Regions from separate parts of the Homo sapiens genome. Here all the other regions are linked to region 2. The links are chromatin loops, found by intact Hi-C in ENCODE. Cell type or tissue: dorsolateral prefrontal cortex. All regions are shown on one strand.

The links. Peaks named below come from ENCODE experiments on the same cell type or tissue, not always from the same donor. Only the 100,000 strongest peaks of a DNase experiment are listed, where the experiment ranks them.
Region 1: it touches region 2 in a loop (14-fold over the local background); 48 of 110 quality-filtered maps call a loop at or near these places.
Region 3: a loop joins it to region 2, with 5 times the contacts of the local background. A loop is called at or near these places in 22 of 110 quality-filtered maps.

The regions. Positions count from the first base shown.
Region 1 is chr9:100,711,627-100,719,626 of GRCh38, reverse strand. No RefSeq gene overlaps it. Among named protein-coding and RNA genes, the nearest start is that of CAVIN4, 140 kb to the right of the region's middle. In dorsolateral prefrontal cortex, CTCF peaks have their summits at 4,606 and 4,814 (motif pointing left); DNase peaks (open chromatin) are centred at 4,419 and 4,806; H3K4me3 peaks cover 952 bases.
Region 2 is chr9:101,231,326-101,239,325 of GRCh38, reverse strand. All of the region lies in intron 2 of PLPPR1 (phospholipid phosphatase related 1), which reads right to left. LOC105376182 (a long non-coding RNA gene) reads left to right here. Exons shown (of 4, transcript XR_930182.3): 2 at 555-655; 3 at 5,547-5,636. Among named protein-coding and RNA genes, the nearest start is that of BAAT, 150 kb to the left of the region's middle. In dorsolateral prefrontal cortex, CTCF peaks have their summits at 3,429 and 3,630 (motif pointing right); no DNase peak of the experiment used is centred here; H3K4me3 peaks cover 1,222 bases; H3K27ac peaks cover 5,452 bases.
Region 3 is chr9:100,598,532-100,606,531 of GRCh38, reverse strand. No RefSeq gene overlaps it. Among named protein-coding and RNA genes, the nearest start is that of CAVIN4, 24 kb to the right of the region's middle. RefSeq lists an enhancer at 7,491-7,785. In dorsolateral prefrontal cortex, CTCF peaks have their summits at 3,987 (motif pointing left), 5,197 (motif pointing left), 7,434, 7,636 and 1 weaker place; DNase peaks (open chromatin) are centred at 4,004, 5,155 and 7,611; H3K4me3 peaks cover 1,080 bases; H3K27ac peaks cover 835 bases.

The sequences.
Region 1 (8,000 bases), 520 kb after region 2:
TACATTCAGGCTATTTGCACTCATTTCACAATACAGAGGAAGAAAGACACTGTTTCTGATAAGGAAAAAGGCTTAGATGGTCCAGTAACTTACCAATCCAGTCAAAAGGCAAGAACCCAGTTTAAAAGACATGAAATAAAAGTTAATTCAACTAGGAAATGGATATGCAGTATCTAAAGGCTCAGACTACCAGATGTACTAAAAGTTGTGAACAGTAATCAACTATCATGGTACTGCATTATTTCCTTCTAGCCATGCAGCTGCTTGCTGTTCTTATAGCCATGGAGCTATGATTTCCTTATGCCCATGGAGTTGCCTGGTTTCCTCAGCCCATGGTGCTGCATAGTTTCCTCATAACCATGGTGCCCCATGGTCCCCTCATGACCATGGAGCTGCATGGATTCCTCATTGTCATGATGCTCCATGGTTCCTGATGTACGTGGTGCTGCTTGGTTTCCTTATGCCCATGGAGCTTCATGGTTTTCTCATGGACATAGAGCTGCATGGTTTCCACATCCCCATGGAGCTGCATAATTTCCTCATGCCTATGAAGCTGCATAGTTCTCTTATGGACACATAGCTGCATGGTTCCCTCATGCCCATGATACTACATGGTGTCCTCATGCCCATGGAGCTGCATGGTTCCCTCATGCCCATGGAGCCGCATGGTTCCCTCATGCCCATGGAGCCACGTGGTTTCCTCATGGTCGTGGTGCCACATTGTTTCCTCATGGCTATGGAGCTGCATGGTTCCTTCATGCACATGTAGCGTCGTGGTTCTCTTATGCCCACAGAGCTGCATAGTTTCCTCAGGCACATGGAGCTACCCAGTTTCCTCATGCACATGGTGCCACATGATTTTCTCAAGCTCAAGAGGCTGCATGGTTCCCCCATGCCCATATTGTTGCATGGTTTCCTCATGCCCTTGGAGCTGCATACTACCTCATGCACATGAAGCTGCATGGCTCCTCATGGCCCTGTAGCTGCATGATTCCCTTATGGCCATGGAGCTGCATGGTTCCTCATGCCCATGGAGCCTCATGGTTCCCTCATGGCCATCATACTGCATGGCTTCTTCATGCCCATAGAGCTGCATGGTTCCTTTAAGGTCATGATCCAGCATCATTCCCTCATGCCCGTGGCCATGATGAGGTACAGGGAATTTTTGCTTCATGAATGTGCCTAGTTAAGGATAGGGGATAGAGAGGGGCATGTGTGTCCTGGAGGAATATAGATAGACCTTACACTGCAAATATTCCCCTAATTTTGCTCTTCTGTCTTTCAAAGCAAACAAGCCAAAAAGATGGAGGGCATGGTTCTCAACATTGGCTACATATTAGAATCACCAGTGCTGCTCTTAAAAAGCACTATTCCCCGACCCAGCCAAGACCAATTGCAGCAGAATCTATGGTGGCATTGCCAGGATTGAAAGCAAGTAGCATAAAGGCATAACTTACAGTAAGGGACTGAAAACTTGCATGTCTGCATCAGATATGAAGGGGCTACTACCTCTTCTGTAGCCTCTCTTGTGACTCTCATTCCAGGGAGTAAAAGGGGAGGAAACTAACAATACATGAAAAGACACATAAATGTTTCATAAACTAAGCATCGAAATGAGAAGCAACGTAATGCAGGCAACTCCAAGAACACCTCTTCGACCAACATTAAACCAGTGACTTAAATCTGCCATGGAAATTGGCTAAATCTTCCACTGGTTTCACTTCTTCCACTCAGTTGTTTCTGCTACTTTTGACTTTGTTTTCTCTCTTGAGGGGATCCCTGTGGATTGTGCCAGACAGGCTTATTCTGGCTGACTCACTGCTGTTCAGAGACTTTCTAAGATTATCCCGCCTCAGTGGAATTATTCAGGGGGTTCCCAGTCCTTTCAGAGATAGCAAACCAATAAAATATTGGAATATATTATCAGGAGGCTGCTATAACATTACAATTATTAATACATTATCTTCCCACAAATAGGTCACAGGCACAAAAGCTTTGAATAGCCTGGGGCATTACTGAACTTGATTTTAGCTGGATGCCAATGCCAATGAGCAAATTTTTTTTCACTTCTCAAAATAAATGTACAGCCCAGTTTACTTAAAGAGTGAAAGATTAAAAATACCTCCTAGTTTGAGTACTGCATTCTCCTTGAGAATATAGAAAAGGAAAGTGAACTAGCAACTATTGGATACCATGTGAACTCCCTCTTGAAAAACAGAAGCTGCCATGGGAAGCTTTGGTGAAACCTGGGCCAGCTGCGTGGTGCCATTTACCATTGAGGTGCTACTAGATGAGGCATCTGTTATGGGTTGAATTGTACCCCCCAAAAAATGTTGAAGTCTTGTCCCCTAGTATCTGTGAATATATTATATTCACAGCTGGAATTATAGGCATGCGCCTATAATCCCAGCTACTCAGGAGGCTGAGGCAGGAGAATCGCTTGAACCCGGGAGGCAGAGGTTGCAGTGAGCCAAGATCACACCATTGCACTTGTTTAGAAATATGTTCTTTAAGATGATCAAATTAAGGTGAAGTCATTAGGGTGAGCCCTAATCTAATATGACTGGAGTTCTTATGAAAAGGAGACATTTGGACACAAAGACACTTACAAAGGGAAGACAATGTGAAGTCACGGGGTAAATATCTACATGCTGAGGAATGCCAGAAGCTAGCGGAGAGGCCTGGAGATGCCTCCCTCACAGCCCTCAGAAGGAACCAACCCTGTTGACACCCTAATTTCAGACTTCTAGCCACTAGAAAAGTGAGACAACAAGTGTCTGATGCGTAAACCACCCAGTTTGTTGTACTTTGTTATGGCAGCCCTAGGAAAGTAATACAGCATCCAAAAAAAAGTATTGGTTTAAAACCTAGTGAACAATTCAAAACCAAACCACAAATCCAGAGCCCTAGGTAAAAACAGGCATTCAGGGTATCATGCCAAAGAAGGCAGGTACCAGAAAGAGCTGACTAGAGAAAGTTAGAATGCTAGGGGCTGGGGTGGGATCAGGGGAGGGACCAGTGGTAAAGAAATCTCAAAGACAAAGAGGAAATAAGCTCACTTCATAAACACAGATTCAGCACCTACTGTGGGCTAGGCAGTTTCCTAGGTGCTGGGGATACAAAGGTGAGTAAGTCATACCCTGCCCACAAGGAGTCATGTGTCATCTGCCCCATTAGACTGTTGTTGATATCCTATGCCAAGATAGCAGCAAGCAGAGTAGTTTGAGGGCATAAAGGGATGGAAGATACTCACATAGCAATGTGGGTGCTTGGGGAAGACTTCCTGGATAATAGGATATCTAGACTCAATCTTGAAGAATGATATATTGGCAGGGTGGACAAAAAGAGGTCTATTTTCATAAAGAACCCAGGGGCCTCTCAGTACTGTGTTGAGGGTATCTAGGAGGATGTGATTCTTTTTAAAAAGAGAAGAGGTGGCCAGGTGCGGTGGCTCACACCTGTAATCCCAGCACTTTGGGAGGCCAAGATGGGTGGATCACCTGAGGTCAGGAGTTGGAGACCAGCCCGGCCAACACGGTGAAACCCTGTCTCTACTAAAAATACAAAAATTAGCTGGATGTGGAGGCATGCGCCTCTAATCTCAGCTACTCAGGAGGCTGAGGCAGGAGAATCACTTGAACCTGGGAGGCAGAGGTTGCAGTGAGCCAAGATCACACCACTGCACTCCAGCCTGGGCGACAGAGCAAAACTCCATCTCAAAAAAAAAAAAAAGGAAGAGGCATACCTTCACACACACACACATGCACACACACACACACACACATTCTCTCTCTCTCACACACACACACACACACACTTGCACATAAACCACCACAGGTTTGGCACCTCCAGAGCTGGAGAGCATCCACAGAAATAACCAGCAGAAGCAACAGCCACCTTACAGAGCAGAGGGGACCGTGGCCAGTGGGAGTAACTGACCCCTGTATATGGGCACCTGAGATCAGGAGAAAGGGAATAAAACCATGCACACCATGTGGAAACTGGTCGTACTTCTTCGTCATACACATGACATGCTCTGCACTGCTGCTGCCTTTGAGAACTATCAGAAAAACATAGAGAGGACTTTGCAGGGGTTCATGACAGCAAGTGGGAGCAGAGCCAGATAAATCAGAATAAAAACTTAAATAATGCGATCTCATAGTGTTGTTGTAAGAAATCAAGCACAAATAGAGCAACTGGGATATACCACCCCCAGCTCCATCTATCAATGTTTGGCCCAGCCTGCATTTGCATTTACTTTATCATCTTGTGTTAATTTGTCATCATTATCACTTACCCATATTCATTTCTTGAAAGCAACCTATTTCGGGAATGATGGTTTCTTACCACAAATGAGGCTGCTTTAATGACTTCAGTGAGTGGCAATCTAATGGGATCACTGCGGCTGCGAGCCTGAGCACAGACAAGCTCGGCAGCAGCCTCCTTTGTGCAGCAGCGCTCTGTAATTGGGTCTAATGGAGGAGTTGAAGGTTTTCTCTTTCTGCCTTCCTAATGATATTAACGTCTTCATGAGGTTAATGAAACTGCTAACCCCGGGCCAACGTGAATCGCTTCCTGTATAATATAAAAACTTTCTATTTGGAGTCTTAACGCAAGCACTAAGGATTACTATTGTTGTGATAGCTGTGTCTGTTATTGTGTATAACAGGTTTTTCCTTCTTTTCTATTCCAAGAGCCAGAATCAGAGACTACCAAGGACCTGATCGAATTCAGATTCCAGACAGTGGTGGAGGATCCCAGAGGCAGTTGGTTAAGGAGATCCTCCTGGTTGGGTCAGATCCTTTATGGTCTCTACTGCCCCCTGCTGGCCTAGGGAAGGAGGAGCGGCTCTCCAGCAACCCTTGGGAGATGGAAAGTACCAGAAGACAAAATATGAAGAAATATTCTTTATTATCACTGACTATATGCTTTTCTGTTTAATACTTACAAATTCCTATAGGGTAGGTCTTGCTACTGTCATTTCATGTATGAAGAAACCTATCCTCTAGTGGTAAGCCAACGTACCTAGAGTTGCTAGGGTGTGGGAGCGTCAGATCCAGGACAAAGTACAAGTCGGTCTGGTTTGCCACTGTTGTTTGAAGACATGGTACGGTGAAAAATGCATGTACTTTAACACCAGAGCAACTTGTGTTTTCACCTTAATTCCCTAATGTAAGAGCTATACAATGATAAAACAAGTTACTTAAAAGAGCTAAGCTCCGTTTCATCTACAAAACATGAATTATCATATCTATCTTGAAGGACTGTTGTGGGGGTTAATAACAAGGAAGGCAAAGCACAGGGCCTAGAATACAGTGGCTGCACAGTAGATGGAGGGTGGTATTGGGGCCAGAGACAGAGGGTGGAAAAGGGTAGGCCTTCCTGTGGATCTAGTGGCTCAATGGTTGCTTTATTCAGGTCCCCAGGAGGTTTTAACTCAAAGTCTGGGCTCAAAAAATATACTAGAATGCTCAGCTAATGATGCCAGCACATCTGAATAGCTCTTTATCACTTATAAACCAATTTTGTGTATATTTTATTTGATCTTCACAAATATGTACCTGTAGATGCATAAATATGCCACAGTTAGTTGAGGAAACACACAATATGCCCAGTATTATACTAAGCACATAAAATAATGGCTGGATTTCATCTTCATAACAACCCTATAAGTATTATTATTTTCTCCATTGTCTAGATGAGGAAACTGAGCCTCAGAAAGATTAAGGAAATTTCCCAGAGTCACACTGTATTAAGTTGCAGAGCTAAGACTTGAACACTGGCCCATATGACTACAGAAATCATTTCTCTCAACCATTGGGCTACACTGCCTTTTTCTGAAGAAGGGAGACAAGTATTACATTTTCACTATATAGACAAGGATATTCTGACTCGTGTAATAGTGATATGGTTTGGCTCTGTGTCCCCACCCAAATCTCATCTTGTAGCTCCCATAATTCCCACTTGTTGTGGGAAGGACCCAGTGGGAGATGATTGAATCATGGGGGTAGGTCTTTTCAATGCTGTTCTCGTGAGAGTGAGTGGGTCTCACGAGTTCTGATGGTTTTTAAAATGGGAGTTTCTCTGCTCTCTTTTTGCCTGCTGCCATCCATGTAAGATGTGACTTGCTCATCCTTCTGCCATGATTGTGAGGCCTCCCCAGCCATGTGGAACTGGAAGTCCAATAAACCTCTTTCTTTTGTAAATTGCCCAATCTCAGGTATGACTTTATCAGGAGCATGAAAACAGACTAACACAATAAATTGGTACCAGTAGAGTGGGACACTGCTGAAAAGATACCCAAAAATGTGGAAGCAACCTTGAAACTAAGTAACAGGCAGAGGTTGGAACAGTTTGGAGGGCTCAGAAGAAGAGGAAAATGTGAGAAAGTTTGGAACTCCCTAGAGACTTGTTGAATGGCTTTTACCAAAATGCTGATAATGATATGGACAATGAAATTTAGGCTGAGGTGGTGTCAGATGGAGATGAGGAACTTATTGGGAACTGGAGCAAAGGTGACTCTTGTTATTTTTTAGCAAAAAGACTGGCAGCATTTTGCCCCTGCCCTAGAGATTTGTGGAGCTTTGAACTTGAGAGAGATGATTTAGGGTATATGGTGGAAGAAATTTCTAAGCAACAAAGCATTCAAGAGGAAAGTTGGACGCTGTTAAAGGCATTCAGTTTCAAAAGGGAAACAGAGCATAAAAGTTTAGAAAATTTGCAGCCTGACAATGCAATAGAAAAGAAAATCCCATTTTCTGAGGAAAAATTCAAGTGAGCTGCAGAAATTTGCATAAGTAATGAGGAGCCAAACGTTAATCACCAAGACAATGGGGAAACTATCTCCAACTGTCAGAGACCTTTGCAGCAGCCCCTCCCACCACAGGCCCAGAGGCCTAGGAGGAAAAAGTGGTTTCGGGGGCCAGGCCCAAGGTCCCCATGCTGTGTGCAGCCTAGGCACTTCGTGCCCTGTGTCCCAGCTGCCCCAGCCATGGCTGAAATGGGCCAACATAGAGCTCAGGCCGTGGCTTCAGAGGGTGGAAGCCCCAAGCTTTGGCAGCTTCCACATGGTGTTGAGCCTGCAGGTGCACAGAAATCAAGCATTGAGGTTTAGGAACCTCCACCTAGATTTCAGAGGATGTATGGAAATGCCTGGATGCCCAGGCAGAAGTTTGCTGCAGGGGTGGGGCCCTCATGGAGAACCTCTGCTAGGGCAGTATGGAAGGGAAATGTGGGGTTGGAGCCCCCCCACAGAGTCACTACTGGGATACCACTTAGTGGAGCTGTGAGAAGACGGCCACCATCCTCCAGACCCCAGAATGATAGATCCACCAACAGTTTGCACTGTGCTCCCAGAATGGTAGATCCACCAAAAGTTTGCACTGTGCACCTGGAAAAGATTCAGACACTCAACATCAGTCCATGAAAGCAGCCAGGAGGGAGGCTGTACCCTGCAAAGCACAGGGGCAGAGCTCCCCAAGACCATGGGAATCCACCTCTTGCATCAGCGGACCTGGATGTGAGACATGGAATCAAAGGTGATCACTTTGAGCTTTAAGATTTGACTGCTCTACTGGATTTCAGACTTGCCTGGGGCCTTTAGCCCCTTTGTTTCAGCCAATTTCTCCCATTTGGAATGGCTGTATTTACCCAATGCCTGTATCCCCATTGTATCTAGGAAGGAACTAACTTGCTTTTGATTTTACAGGGTCATAGGAGGAAGGGACTTGCCTTGTCTCAGATGAGACTTTGGCTGTGGACTTTTGAGTTAATGCTGAAATGAGTTGAGAGTTTGGGGGACTGTTGGGAAGGCATAATTGGTTTTGAAATGTGCAGATATGAGATTTTACAGGGGCCGGGCAGAACAATATGGTTTAGCCCTGTGTCCCCACACAAATCTCACCTTGGAGCTTCCATAATTCCCACATATTGTGGGAAGGAACCCAGTGAGAGATGATTGAATCATGAGGGCAGGTCTCTCCTGTGCTGTCCTTGTGATA
Region 2 (8,000 bases):
GTAAATTAGTACAGCCATTGTAGAAAACAGTATGGAACTTTCTGAAAAAACTAAAAATAAAACTACCATGCAATCCAGCCATCCCACTACTGGGTATTCATCCAAAGGAAAGGAAGTATATGGAAGTGATACCTGCACCCCCACGTTTATTGCCACTCTAATCACAATACCAAAGATACAGAATTGCCTAAATGTCCACCAACAAATAAATGCATAAAGAAAATATGGTATATATGTACACACACACACACACACACACACACACTCAATGAAATTCAGCTATTTATTCAGCATGAGTAAGCCTTGAGGATATTATGTTAAGTCAGGCACAGAAAGAGAAACACTGCATGTGTAGGAGCTAAAAAAAAAAAAAGTGAGCTCATAGAAGGGGAAAATAGAACTGCGATTGTTAGAAGCTGGAAGGGTAAGAAGGAAAGGAGGATAAAGAGAGGTTGGTTAATGAATAGAAAGCTACAACTAGATGGCAGGAATGACTTCTGGTGTTCTGTATAAGTATGGCTAACAATAATCTTAATTTATTTTTATGTATTTAGGGAGTACAAGTGCAGTTTTGTGACACGAATATATTGCACAGAGGTGAAGTCTGGGCTTTTAGCCTACCCATCATCTGAATAGCAGACATTGCACCCAACAGGTAATTTTTCAACCCTCACTCTCCTCCTATTTTTCCGCCTTTTAGTGTCTCCAATGTCTATTAATCCACTCTCTACGTCCATGTGTACCCATTGATTAGCTCCCACTTGCAAGTGAGAACATGCAGTATTTGACTTTGTTTCTGAGTTATTTCACTTAGGATAATGGCCTCCAATTCCATCGAAGTATGTTGCTAAAAGACTTTCTTTCATTCTTTTTTATAGATGAGTAGTATTCCATTGTGTGCATATATATATATACACACACACACAATTCCATCATATATATATACCCTATATATATACCCATATATATATATACACCTCTATATATAGAGAGGTATATATACATCCTATATACATACCCTATATATATATAGGGTATGTATATAGGATGTATATATAGGGTGTATATATACCTCTCTCTATATAGGTATATATAGAGAGGTGTATATATATAGGTATATATATAGGGTATATATATAGGGCATATATATAGGGTATATATATGTGTGTATATGTATATATATGTGTGTATATGTATATATATACACACACGTATATAGGCTATATATATGTATGTATATGTATATATATACACACACACGTATATATAGGCTATATATATATACACATTTCTCTGATTTAAGTCTATTTGGAGAATAAGCATATATATATATATATATATATATAGGCTATATAGCCTGTGTGTGTGTGTATATATATATAGCATATATATATATATAGGCTTATTCTCCAAATAGCCTTAAATCAGAGAAATGTGTGTATATATATATGTGTGTGTATATATATATATACACACACACATATATAGCATATATATATATATATATATGCACACAATGGAATACTACTCATCTATAAAATGGAATACACAATGGAATATATATATAGCCTATATGTATATATATATATAGGCTATATACACACACATATATAGATATAGACTATATATATAGGCTATATATATATGTATATATATGATGGAATTTTGTGTGTGTGTGTGTGTATATATATATATGCACACAATGGAATACTACTCATCTATAAAATGGAATACACAATGGAATATATATATAGCCTATATGTATATATAGGCTTATTCTCCAAAGAGACTTAAATCAGAGAAATTTATAGATGTGTATCTGTGTTTAATGTGTCCTTAATTTTTGCTATACACACACACACACACACACGACCTTTCTTTATTCAATCAGTTGATGAACACTTAAGTTGATTCCATGACTGTGCTATTGTAAATAGTACTGTGATAAATATAACAGCGCAGGTATCTTTTTTTATGTGATGATTTATTTTCCTTAGGGTAGACACCCAGTAGTGAGATTGCTGGATCATTTGGTGGTTCTATTTTCAGTTCTATTGGGAAATCTCCATTGTGTTTTCCACAGAGGCTGTACTAATTTACATTCCCACCAACAGTGTATAAGTGTTCTCTTTTCTCCACATCCTAGCCAACATCTATTGTTTTTTGACTTTTTAATAATAGCCATTCTGACTGGTGTAAGATGGTATCTTGTTGTGGTTTTAATTTGCATTTCTCTGATGATTTGTGATGTTGAGCATTTTTCACACATTTAAAGATACACTTGTATGTTGTCTTTTGAAAAATACCTGTTCCTGTCCTTTACCCACATTTTAATGAGTTTGTTTTTCTTGAGTTTCTTGTAGATTCTGGATATTAACACTTTGTCAGATATATAGTTTGCAAACATTTTCTTCCCATTCTATAGGTTGTTTGCTTACTGATTATTTATTTTGCTATGCAGAAGGCTTGTAGTTTAATTAAGTCCTATTTGTCTGTTTTTGGTTTTGTTACATTTGCTTTTGAGGGTTAACAATAATACATATTTTCAAAAAGATAGAGGAGAGGATTTTGAATGTTCACATGCAAAGAAAAAAATGTTCAAAGTATTAGATTTGCTAATTATCCTGATTTGATCATTACACGTTGTATACATGTATCAAAATATCACTATAACCCATAGATATGTACAGTTATTACACGTTAACTAAAAAAGGAAAAAAAAGATGGTCATTTTTTCAAGTGTATTATGGTAACTATGAAGAAAATGTGTGTGTGTGTGTGTGTGTGTGAGTTTAGAGAGAGAGGGTAACAATTAGTCTATGATTTAAAAATAGGAATTATATATTCTACTGGCATTCTGTCCTTTGGTCCACATTTATAGAAATATTTGCCTTTTCTCTGATAGTTATTACTTTTCCTAGGGAAGAGAAGAATGCCAGGAGAAGGATGTGATTCCTCTGTTCAAATATTAGAAGAATTATGAGAAATTAGATTTGTTACAGCAAAAGTTAATATAACAGCCAGAGGGTAAAATTGGTCCAATAGGTATTTGGAAGTTAAACAGAAAAAAATTTGCATTGACTTTTTTTGGAATTGTTTAAAGATAGATGCTATAGTTTGCTTTGATAGGTAGTGTGTTTTCTATTGCTAGGGAAAACCAAGCACAACCCTGGCAATTACTTGATGGAGAGAATACTAGAAGGCATTCAAGTAAATCTAGAACAACAGGCTTTAAAGTCTCTCTACCAGAAATTCTATAAATACTGAAGAAACAGTAAGACAAATATGAAGGTATTATGAGGAACTCTCCCACTCTAAATATAAATATAATGTAACAGGAATTACATTACTATAATCAAATAGTTCTGGTTCCCATTTTGTCAGGTATAAAGCTCTGCTGACATCTTTAAAATTATTTTTTATAAAGCCAGCCAAGCATGGAATAACTTCATAGCTGCTTTAGCAAAGACTAATTCAGGAAATTACACTAATGAGAGGCTAATAAGTCACACTAAGATGAGCCTAGAAGCACACGTCTTTTTCAGAGGAAGCTGGTGAATACTGTGCCTGTAAGTGAGAGGTTTATGTTCTCATTTTCTAAGGAAAGGTTTTCAGAAATTTATCAGTAGGGGGCATTGCTGTTCTATCAGCAGAAGAGCTAGACCCAAGAAGTGCTCTCGGTAATTGAGCACTTAGAAATAATCAACAAGTCAAAGCAGATAAGAAACTATTTTTTTTCTTGGAAAAAATTCACATGTCATCTGTTCTAAATGAAACTTTAGAAAATGAAAGTACAGCATGTACATATTTGGTTTTTCCAAGATAAATGAAAGATGCTAGAGGTTTTAAAAAAATTTTGTTAAAGAGAGACTAATATCACAGCAGCTGCAGATTCAGCACTTCCAATCTCAGGAATTGAGAAGAAAGCTGAATTTGCATCATGGTGAACTAGCATCACTAATGCTTACAGCTCCCATCTAACCGTCATGAGAGTGAAATTAAACAGTTCTCCCTGTGTTCGAAACTTATTCAGTACAACAAATACTGGTCTGTTCTTCCCTCTCCCCTTCTACCCATATAGGCAAAGTCAAACAATCATGAAAGGAATCGGGGGAAAAAGTAAAATATGCAAATGTGGAATGCAGAGATGAGCTAAAGAGCTGCACTTGTTTACCTTAGACACACAAGACCCACAATTTTTCGTGGATAGAAAGATTGTTAAATACCATCAAAAATAAATGCAATTCTTTCCACATCTGCCATGATATAAATGCTAGATGTCAGGTATAATTATGTATGAATTATCATAGTTTATAGAAAAACTTGATATCCCAGCTTTTTAAAAAAATCCCTGTACTCAAGAATATGTTAGTTTTATAACTTAGAAATTAGAATCCTGAGACTTAATGAAATTCTGAATCTTAAGAAACAGCAAAAAGTAAGGATACATTTAAACACAGATACACATCAATAAATTTCTCTGATTTAAGTCTATTTGGAGAATAAGAAGGCAGACTAATTCTCACCCACTTTTAAGGTTCATTCAGATTTTATCTTCATTTATTTAACACAAATCAATGAAGTCACTTCTAAGTAATTGGCAGACAAAGGCTAGGTATTCTGGTCTAAATTTGCCTTGGCCTATGGGGCCATATTCTGAACTCCTGGAACAGGAATTTCTAGTTGAGATCTCTCTCTCTCTAATGCCTTAGATATATATCTCAACTTAAGCCCTTATAGCATTACGGTATAGAATTTTTGTTTGTTTTTTTTTTAAAAAAATACACTTGGAGATTGGAGAGAAGGTAAAACCCTAAGGACATGATACGAACCAAGTCAATAAAAGGGAGGGCTATTGGCTCTGCATTTTTAATAAATTATAAATTTGTAAATTGGGAGAGAGAAAAGGTGGGAAGCCATTGAGATAGTTCTCTGGAGGTGAAGTAGCCATTAAAACTCTCCACATGATGAGAAAACTTTTTAGAACTAAAATGTCTAAATATGAAGTTATTTGCAACATTTCAAGGTAAACTCACCCTCTTCTCCTTATACTTTCTACAAACAACTGCCTTGTGAGTGGGTATGTGTATGTTACAAACAGTAGGGGGGAGAAAACAACACCTTGGCTCCATGTTGATGACACGTGGAAAAGGATAAGAACTTGAATGACAGAGAAGTCACACAAACTAAGCTGAATATGCAGAATCAGGACCATGAACCTAGAGGAGACCATGTAAATGTAAATCCTTCTCTCATTCCTTGCCTCTCACCACCTTCTCCCTACCCCAAGAATTCACAGAAATCTTGGGTAGTACTCTGAACCTCTGCAAGTACAGAATGGAGAACTGAGTCAGTATTATAATGATATTAAAGGGTCAAGTAGCCTTAGCTGACTTTGGAATTACATGGTGGCAAAGCCCAAAAATTATTTTCAAACCATGTTTAAAGGGTAATTTTGTCTTCCTCATACCCTCCAATGCAAAGTTGTTCTGGCCACTTTCTGAATAACTGAGGTCCTGAGATTCTGGTCTCCACTTCTGTCTTAGATAATTTTGTGCAGCTGTATCACAATACCTGAGACTTATAATGGACAGTCCTGGAGGGTGAGAAGTCCAATATCAAGGAGCTGGGATCTGGTAAGGACCTTCTTGCTAAAACATTACATGTCAGAAGGTGAGAGAAAGAGCAATAGCAAGAGAGGGCCAAGTTTGTCTTTATATAATGCACCAATCCCACCCATGAAGGTGGAGCCTTCATGGCCTAATCATCTCAAAAGTCCTACGTCTTAATACTGTTACAATGGCAATTAAATTTCACTATGAATTTTGAAGGGGACAAACATTAAAGCCATGACAACTCCCATCCCCGTTGGGTCATTCTGGTAGGGCCCAAGGCACAGGGTACCATCTCTACCACCATCAACCCTTCTGATGAGCTCACTTTCATTTTAAGATTGTGATTCAAACTTTCTCTTTTTGTAAACATTATTCCATTTTCCCCAGTTACAAAATAATTTTTTAATCATTACACTTTCAGAAGTAAATGAAGAATGGCCCTAAAATCACACACCTACCTCCAGTTTGGCATGTCTATGTTTAGAGAAGCTTGTTATGGTAGTAAACAGAATTAAATGCAGCCATCTGTTGGTAAATGAAATATATGTTGAGTAGCAGTTACATTTCAGTTCAGAAAAAGATTCTGGGCTTAATCTAAATGTCCTTTGAAAGCTAACTCAAGTCTATTTGGAAAGATTAGTCCTATGTATGAGACGTATATTCCAACACAGGTTTGGAATCTGAAGTGCTCAGATGCTGACCTGAATGGGGAAGTTTCGGTGATTGGATCAGGTAAGAAAGTTGTTCAGTGTAGGATCAGACACATATTTATTTTAGCTGGAGTCAGATAAGCCAAAAGAAAGTTAATAAGATAAAGGGAAGTCTTTAGGTACCTATGAACAACCGGACATTTTCTTTAAAAGCCCCTCGTAATGTTGAGTGCCTTTATACCCATTTTACTGATTGAGGAAACTGAGGTTCACAGAGAAAAAATAACTTGCCCAAGACCTCATAGCTAGGGCAAGGTAGTGATGGGGTTGAAATGCTGGTATAATTCTAATCTCTCCATGAAAACACAGATGTAGCTCAGCAGGCAGGCAACTAGGGATGTGATTATAGGCCCAAGGCTATTGTGATATGTGAATCAGTGCTGAGCAGTACAAAAAGCAGATTTGTAATCAGAAGGTCCAGGCTCTGCTACTCATTAGACCTATGACCTTGGACAAATTGCTTGTTACTCTTTAACCCCAATTTCTTCATTATTTTTTTTCTCTTTTTAAGAAAAAAAAAAAAGAGGAGGAAGAGGATACAATTATCTACTTAACCTGAAAAAAGCTCCCCAAACAGAACAATTTAGGAGCAATAACATGTAGCCTTTTTATGTCATGATGCCCAGTTGCCCAGTTGTCCCAGTGACACTAGCACCACAGTGAGAACAGACACTCCAAGGCCACTGGTCTACTTGAACCAGTTTTTGCAGAACCAGGAGAGCAGATGAGATATATTCCAGAATTTCTCAGTGAGGCTCAAAGACCTGCAAAGAATGCTTTTGGATAATCAGTTGTTTACTTTCGAAGACATTAAAAAAATAAAACGGCACCAGAAAAATTGGCCTCCCACAAATCAGTTCAACTTCCTGTCACTAACTGTACTCAAATATTTTGTTCATTCACTTGTGGCTGCACTTAGGCCTTTTTCCACGGCAATATGCTTCTGCAAGCATAAAAGTGCTGAAATGTGTGTTTGTATGTGATTTTAAAATTTACCTTTGAAAGTGTAATGCTTTGAAAATTACATTTAACCAGGCCACATAATTTGATGATCAAGAATAGGGAGTTTGAAGTATAAGATAGAAAAAGTAAAAATATGTAAGGAAGATAATGAGAGAAATTCAGAATATTTGTGTCAATATGGATTAGCATAAACTTGGTTTTCTCTCTGATGCTGCATACAGCAACAGGAAGGAAAATCGACTACTTTAAAGCAAGTGAATCAACAATGAGCAAAGTTCACTAAAATAAAATAAAGTATACTTTGATGTTTCTCTAATATATGGGTTTTATTATTGTGGTGACACAAATGAATCTTTGTCAAGGGTGAGAATTCCCTGGGTAGTAAACTCAAGACATTTTGACTTTTGTAGTAACATTTTCAAAGCCATTAAACAAATTCGAAAGAAAAAGGTCATCAGATTTGTTTTGCAATTGAAAAGAGCCTTGGTTAGCCCCAATCAATAGGATAATCACATAAGACATTTTAAAAAACAATGTGGAATCTTCCTCCATTTTCAAAAGTACCTGAGAAAATTAAACTCTTGCAATAGGAGAATTTGTGCTAAATCTCTGCTTGATGTATATGGCTTAACCTGCTTGGGGGTAGAAAGAAACCAAAACTAAAAAAAAAAAAAACAAACGATCTCATTTATAGCCAGGAGACTTCAGGCCA
Region 3 (8,000 bases), 630 kb after region 2:
AGAAATTACTAAGTGTCTGTCTAGCACACCCTTCCAGGTTATATTAACCTTTCATCATCTTTGAGCTATTTTACAACTCTGTAAGTTGTAGAAAATAGAAAACAATGTAAATTATTTCTGTCCATAAAAATGTAAATTAATTTTCTCTAGAACATCATTGATTTTTCCCTCATAGATAGATCTGTTTTACATCTATTTGTAAATTCATTCCAGTATTCTTTATTTTCCTATATAATGTGTGGTTCTTTTAATTTCCCTTTGAACCAACTGTAACATTTTAACTGCCTCCTTCATTAATTAATAAGTTAAATAAACTCTTTATACATGTTCATTTTATATCTGTATGAAAGTCATGATTTTATATATTTTTAATTGCCCTTCAACACTATTATTATAGTGGTTTCTTTTTCAAGGAATGGTTGTGAATCAAAATGTTACACCCACTTTTTTATATGTACAAAAGCAAAGATACTCTCATAAAGGCAAGTGTGCAGAAAATGTGTGAAATATATAACACAAATACCTTCATTGTTTAAAGTGCTTGAAGAAATCAGCATGCTGAAGCATAAATCAACATTAAGAACCCTGCAACAACCAAGAACTGGAGTTAAACACTAAAATCCCATAAATATGTATCATGTAAATAATTATAGCCATACATTACAAACAAAGGAAAAAAGGTTCTGAAATAACATATAATATTTTTAAAATACATTTAACTACAATATATGTCTCTAAAACCCTTCCATGCCCAATCCTTTGGTAGATAGGAAATCTGATTGCATAATTACTTTGGACTATAAAAAAGAGATTCCCCTATATGCCTGAAAAACTTTCTACAAAAAAGGCACCATTAAGGGGAGGATAGACAGCCTGCCTGCTTTGTTCTCACAAATATTCATGAGCACAGAATTCTCCTTCTGGCAGCTTCTTTCTGCAGACCTTGCCGGGGAACAGACCCTCTTGTTGAGCCATAGCAATCATCTGCCTAAACTAAGGGGACCTAACAGGGTCCAGCTAATCTCTTATCTGTGTATGCTCAAAGATAATTGGCTTGATTCTGATTTGCCTGTTTTTATAAGAACACTAAGAAATGGTAAGGAATATCCATTACCTCCTCAAAATGTTTGGCAGGAAGAGGTTCTGAATAAAGTGGATTTAAAGTGGATTATGTAAAATTTGCAAAATGAATTAACCTTATTCCGACTCAGCAATGTCTGAGTACTTACAAATTCATAAATAAGCACACCATCCATGCCAAGAATACTTTTTGAATGAAAGGTAAATAGCTATAGAAGTACAGGGCCTTTGATCAGTATCTTGACAAATGAAGTACTGTAGTCCCCCCCTTATCTGCAAGGGATGCATTCCAAGATCCCCTGTGGATGCCAGAAATCATGAATAGTACTGAACCCTATATATCCTATCTTTTTTCCTATACATACAATAGAGTTTAATTCACAAATTATGCACTGTAAGAGATTAAAAACAATAATATAGTAGAACAATTATAACAATATACTGTAATAGGCCAGGCACGGTGGCTCATGCCTGTAATCCAGCATTTTGGGAGGCCAAGATTACTTGAGGATGGATTACTTGAGGCAAGGAGTTCGAGACCAGCATGGCCAACATGGCAAAACCCCATCTGTACTAAAAATACAAAAATTAGCCAGGCGTGATGGTGCACACCTGTAATTCTAGCAACTCAGAGGCTGAGGCACAAGAAATCGCTTGAACCCAGGAGGTGGAGGTTGCGGTAAGCCAAGATTGTGCCACTACACTCCAGCTTGGGTAACAAAGCAAGATTCTGTCTCAAAATAAATATATATGTGTGTGTGTGTGTGTGTGTGTGTGTGTGTGTGTGTGTGTGTACATACTGTAATAAAAGTTATGTGGATATGCCCTCTCTCTAAATATCTTACTGTACTATACTCACCCTTCTTGTGTTGATGTGAAATGATAAAATGCCTACATGATGAAATGAAGTAAGGAAGCAGGACAGCGTGAGATTTCATCATGCTACTAGCACAGTGCTCAACTTAAAACTTATGAATTGTTTGTTTCTGGAATTTTCCATTTAATATTTTTGTACTGTGGTTGACCACAGGTAACTGAAACTGCAGAAGGCAAAACTACAGATAAGGTGGGAATACTGTAATTAGTATAACAGTGACTTACTAGTCCCGCTGTGGGAAAGTATGCTAAGAAACTATAAGGAATTCACATCATATAGGCCCATTTTTTCCCACTTAAAAGAGAAAAAGATATAGCACACTTGAATATTTAATTCCTGAAATGAATTTATAAATATAATTCTGATTTATATTTCCATTTCTAAGAAACCTTAAGAATCTATATCATTCTACCCAGAACGTTTGCTTCCCAGAAGGAAATCAAGTCTTTCCCCAAAAGGGTCAAATCACTATTTTTCATGAAAAGTCAGTTAAATGCTAACCAGATATTAAGGCTTCTAAAAAGTTTATATCCATCTAGACCAGAAGTTCACAAACTTTGTCTTTATAGGGTCAGATATTATTTTTGGCTTTGCAGAACATATGGTCTCTGTCGTAATGTTAGAGGCATTTGAACCAGAGCAACTCCATCTTGAATAGGGGCTGGGTAAAATGAGGCTGGGACTCGCTGGGCTGCATTCCCAGGAACTTAGGTATTCCTAGCCTCCAGATGCTTATGGTTAAGGGAACAAATTGGTAACATCTACTAAACAGACCTAGACTCAGGAATGTCCTGATATCCCAATATCTTGAGAACAGAAGCATTCGTAATTTTGCTTTAAAGATAATAATATCAATTGCTGCAAAATATAGTAATTAAGAAAATTAATCCTTTATCACAAACTGTATTAGTCCATCTTCACATTGCTGATAAAGACATGCCTCAGACTGAGCAATTTATAAAAGAAAGAGGTTTAATGGACTTACAGTTCCACATGGCTGGGGAGGCCTCAAAATCGTGGCGGAAGGCAAGGAGGAAAAGTCACATCTTATGTGGATGGTAGCAAACAAAAACAGAGCTTGTGCAGAGAAACTCCCATTTTCAAAACCATCAGATTTTGTGAGACCCATTCACTATCACAAGAACAGCATGGGAAAGATCTGCCCCATGATTCAATTACCTCACCAGATCCCTCCCACAACATTTGGGAATTCAAGATGAGATTTGGGTGGGGACACAGAAAAACCATATCACAAACCCTTGTAGTAGAACGCCTCTCCCCATAATATAAACAAGAAGTGTACCTAGTTGGGTGCATCCCTCCTCTTGCTTTCGGGAATGCCCTGCTCTGCCTATGGAGTAGCCATTCTTTATTCCTTTACTTTTTTAATGAACTTGCTTTCACTTTTCTCTATGGACTCGACTGGAATTCTTTCCTGCATGAGATCCAAGAATCCTCTCTTGGGGCCTGGATTGGGACCCCTTTCTGGTAACAATAATTATTCATAGTTGTGCAAAAGACTTAAGATATGCCAACAAATGGGCATGGCTGTGCGCCGATTAAACTTCATTCACAAAAGCAGGTAGAGAGAGAAATTTAGCCCTAGGGCCATTGTTTGCTGACCTCTTTCTCTAGGCCTTTCTTTTAGAACTCACAGTTCAAAAACTGTGTGTGACACAAAGTGTCACAAAGTGACAAAACAAAGTGTGAGACAAAGAGCAGTGAATATTATATTCCCTATGTGTCCCTATTTTCAGAGCACAGGGTTCTTGTGCTTTCCCTAAAACTGTTTCCTAAATCATGCAGTAGCCTCTCAAGCAAGCAGAAGAGAAGCTGTCTTGCTTGACAGTATTCCATACAGTTCCTCTGGGTCAGTGAAGAAGTGAAGATGCAGAGGATGTTTTCAGAGAAGTCTTCTGTATTAAGTGACTCAATCACACTCACTTCAAAGAGATCTCCCGACTCAAAGGCATTTTAACCTGAAGTGCCACTTCTTTCTCAAAGGATATCAAGTACCAGAGTAGCTTAGCCTGCCATCTTGTGGCAAATTGGAATATGGACAGGAAAATCACTGGACCAAGACTGGAACAAGCTGGAATACCTGCTTTGTAACAGGCTCTTTGTAACATATGCTAGACACAGGGGCTCTACAGGGAGGCAAGAAAGCAATAGTCCCTTGCCCTCAGGGAGCTTACAACTGTAGAAGAAAAGATAGATATTAATCCGAAAAATTACACGAACATATATAAAATTACAGCTGTGAAAAATGGTCTGAAGGAGCTGTCCATCATGCTTGGAAAGTGGATAAAGTGGATTCAGCCTAGGCAGGAAAGGTGGAGAAGACATCCCTGAGAATAAGACGATTCAACTGAGGTCTGAGATGAGTAGGGATTTGCCAGGTGAACAAGTGAGAGAAGATGACTCCAGAGAGAGAAGCAGTAACTGTAAAAACCATGTGGTGGAGAAAAGCTAGGGGGGACTCTGGTATGAGATAAGGCCAGGAGGTAAAGAGGGGCCAGATGGTGCAGGGCCTCAGAAGGCATAAAAGGAGGTGTTTTTTATTTATCCCATAATCAGAGTGAACCTATAAAACAGTTTATGCAAGGCAGAGTGACAGAATCAGGTTTACATTTCAAAAAAGATCACACCCTGTATCAGTCAGGGTCCAATCAGGAAACAGAAACTATGCAGCAATTTGAACAGGGAAAATTTAACATCAAAGATTATTAGCTTTTTAACAGGAAATTGGAGTCACAAGGGATGGTCTGTGGGAAATAAAGAAAACTGGAGACAAGAGAGAGAAAGAATTCCAAGCATAGCCGATACAAGGAACTGCCACTAACCGAGGAGGAGCCTCCTACTGAGATCTGGAGCTTGTTGGAGACGCCATGGCCGTGGCTTACTGGACAACACAGAAGTCTCAGTGGTGGAACTTACTGAAAAATGCACCCTCTAGGGTACCAGGGAAAGCCATTCAAAAGGAGGTAACTCTCCAGAGACACTCCATAATGAAACTGCCCAAGAGCATGCCACAGGAAGCTTCTGGCCACTGGGTGCTGCTGGCCATGATGCACTACAGGAGCTGGGCTTAGGAGCCTGGCACCTGTGAAGCTGCCCACAGGAGGTGGGCCCTGGGAAATCTATGCACACTGCAGGAGGCTGCAGAGAGCCAGAGAGCCATACAGCCCAACTAGGAGAGAAAACTCCTTCCTCCTCCAGTGTCTCTCCAGTGCCCTCTGCTGACAAAGCTTAGCAACATGCCAGGTGGCAAAGGAAACATATTTAAAGGGCCCAGCCAAAGAAGGCAATGCAGAGTGGATTTGAAACTGAGGGGCCATAAATTGATAACCAGTAAACATTGGCCTCTTATATGGAGAGCTTTCTAGAAGAAGAGTAAAAGTGGATGCAAATAAACCACTTAGGGGGTGCTTAAGTAGCCCAGGAGAGGGAAGAAAAGGAGATAATAACCTATAGGTTCTGGAGCAAATACATGAGCAAGTTCCCAATGGATTATGGGAAGGACACCAAATAGCATGGCTTATGTCCCTGTGCTCACTGACCTTGCAGAAGAGCTGCCTCGAAAAGTATGGCTAAGAGACCAAGGAGAGTCAGCTGTCATACACGGGTCGTAAGACAAGAGATTGGCAGCACCAGCTGTGTGGAGTCCATTCTTTGTATACAAAAGGCAAAGGAGTAGTGTTGCTCCCAAGAGACAGACTTGCCAGGCTTAACAAGAACATCAGTTCCAACAAAAGCCACTCCCTAATCCATGCAAACAAACACTGTCAAAGCCAGGCCCACAAGGGCAGGCCTTTGGATCTAAAAAATTACTAGACAACAGCGAGCATGGCTTGTGATAAGGCCTTTTGGCTGACAGCCAGCAATCCTGGCCTTTTGGGGCTTCATACAGGCCTTCGAGCTACCTGCTATCTCAAGAAAATGGGTGGAGGGGAGTCCAGGTGAGGAGATGAAATGTCACAGCATGTCTCTGAGTCATCTCTCACGTCTCCCAAACATTAAATCGCCAAGTGGCAGAACCTGAGCTCCTACTGAGAAGCCAGGGTTAACGTAAATTTATCAACAACTATAATTTACTAAACACAAAAATAAGCGTTTAGAATGGCTTCCTCTAGGCAGTGGAACCGTGGCTGGAGACAGAAGTAGGGCAAATGACTACTGACGATTGCTTTTTAAATAAACCCTTTGGCATGGTTTAATTTTTTTTAAGACTTCACTGAAGGTGGAGAGTTTACAATTGGATAGAGAAAGTTGTTATATGATTTTGATATTGGACTGGAATTTTCATAACTCAAATAAGATTACTTTGGGTCTAAAAGTAACTAGAAAAATTTTTATTATCTGAGAGTGACGAAAGAAGTTGTAAGAATATGCCTGAGATGGTCAGTGGGAAAAGAACAGTTTCCCTCTCCTGATACTCCTCTGAATTCAGCTCTCTCAATATAATGGCACACATAGGAAGTGTGCTGAGAAAGAATCGCTTAGAATTGAGTTCTGCTGGTTGGTGGAACCAGGATTTCGACAAATCTGAATGTAGGGGTAGTCGTGGTTTCTAAGAGTTGAGTAAGCTCTTTTGTTCCATGAAAGTGTTGCCTGCTTGTAGGTTGGTTTGCATAATGCTGCAGTACCAAACTAAAATTCTTCTCATTTGGAAGTGTGAATCCATATCTCAGAATCAGTAGTGAAACAGACCATCCTGGTGGATTTGCAAAGCAGGACTTGGCTAAAACCTTGAATTCATTATCTGTCCATAAAGAAGATATGAGGTCAAAGAATAGAGATGGGAAGAGAGGTCAAGTGAGGATCCTTTGGAGAGATCTGCTGAACCCGCAACCAAAGGAGGTGGTGTGAGGGGCCTGCTTCTAACCTCAAGCTTACCAAAGAGGGCCTCTGAGGGACCACTCAGGGAGCTTGCAGTCCAAGGGATGCAGTGCACTGCTGTTTGATTCCCATCCAAGAAATCTGGAGGCACAATGGTGCCTTTCAGGTGTGGCAAATTCTGAAGGCTGATTTTTTTTTTCTTGTGGAGCCCTTTCAAAGTTTCCTCAAGCAATGCCTCCCCTCCAGCGGACTCCTGACGACAACCCCCTCAACTTACGCATCTGACAGTGAGGCCCCAATCCCCTTCTGCTGAGCTCTCACCTTCGAGAGGAAGTGTCTTAAGGAGAATTTTTTTCCAAGTAGCCAACTCCCTACCACTGACCCGCTTGGCCCAGGAAAAACTCAGTCATCATTGCCCTCTTGTCATCATATGGACAATTTGTTCGTAAGTCTAATTCAACCAACGAGACAGAAACTGCAAAGCTTAAACAGCTCAGTCGCCAGCCATAAATAAAACAGTGCCAGGAGAGAATAATTTTTCAACTATAAGGAGACCAAGACAAGGGAATAATTTACATTTCTGGTTTGCGTGAGTGGAGCTGCGAAAATAGCCCATCATATGTACATCACTATATTTTAACAAATTTCCTATTGGTAGACGGCTAGACTGCGACAGGAATTAACAGGAATTCCTACAAAACAAACCGGACTCAAGCCGGGCGCTGAACCTGGATGCTGACGGAGACGGGAAGAGAACACCCGCCCCGCAGACCTCGGCGCCTGCGCCGGCTCTGCACCGGCTCTCCGCGGCGCGCATGCGTTACGCCATTAGCGCTTTTCATGTGGCTCCTCCCCGGCCCCGGCGCGCTTACTGCGGGAAATGCAAAATTCCCTCCTCCTGCCCGCGGAGCCGGTTTCAAGAGAGCGAGCGGTGGGTTCTGGAACCACCCTGTCCTGCCGGAAGCGTACGCTCCCCCGCCTACCTGGGGACTGGGCGGGGCTCCAGGGAGAGAGGCCAGGCCTCCGCAGCCCCACCAGCTCCGGCCAGGTGCGTGGTATTCGAGAGTAGATTTGTTGTGAGGGTTAAAGTACTTAAAGTTCCTTGCCTTAAATAAAGAGCATAATAAATTGTGGCTGTTGTTACCTGCTTCCGTCACTTCTGGCGCCTGAGATTTGGTTCTTCCTCTCCAGGATTAATTTTGTT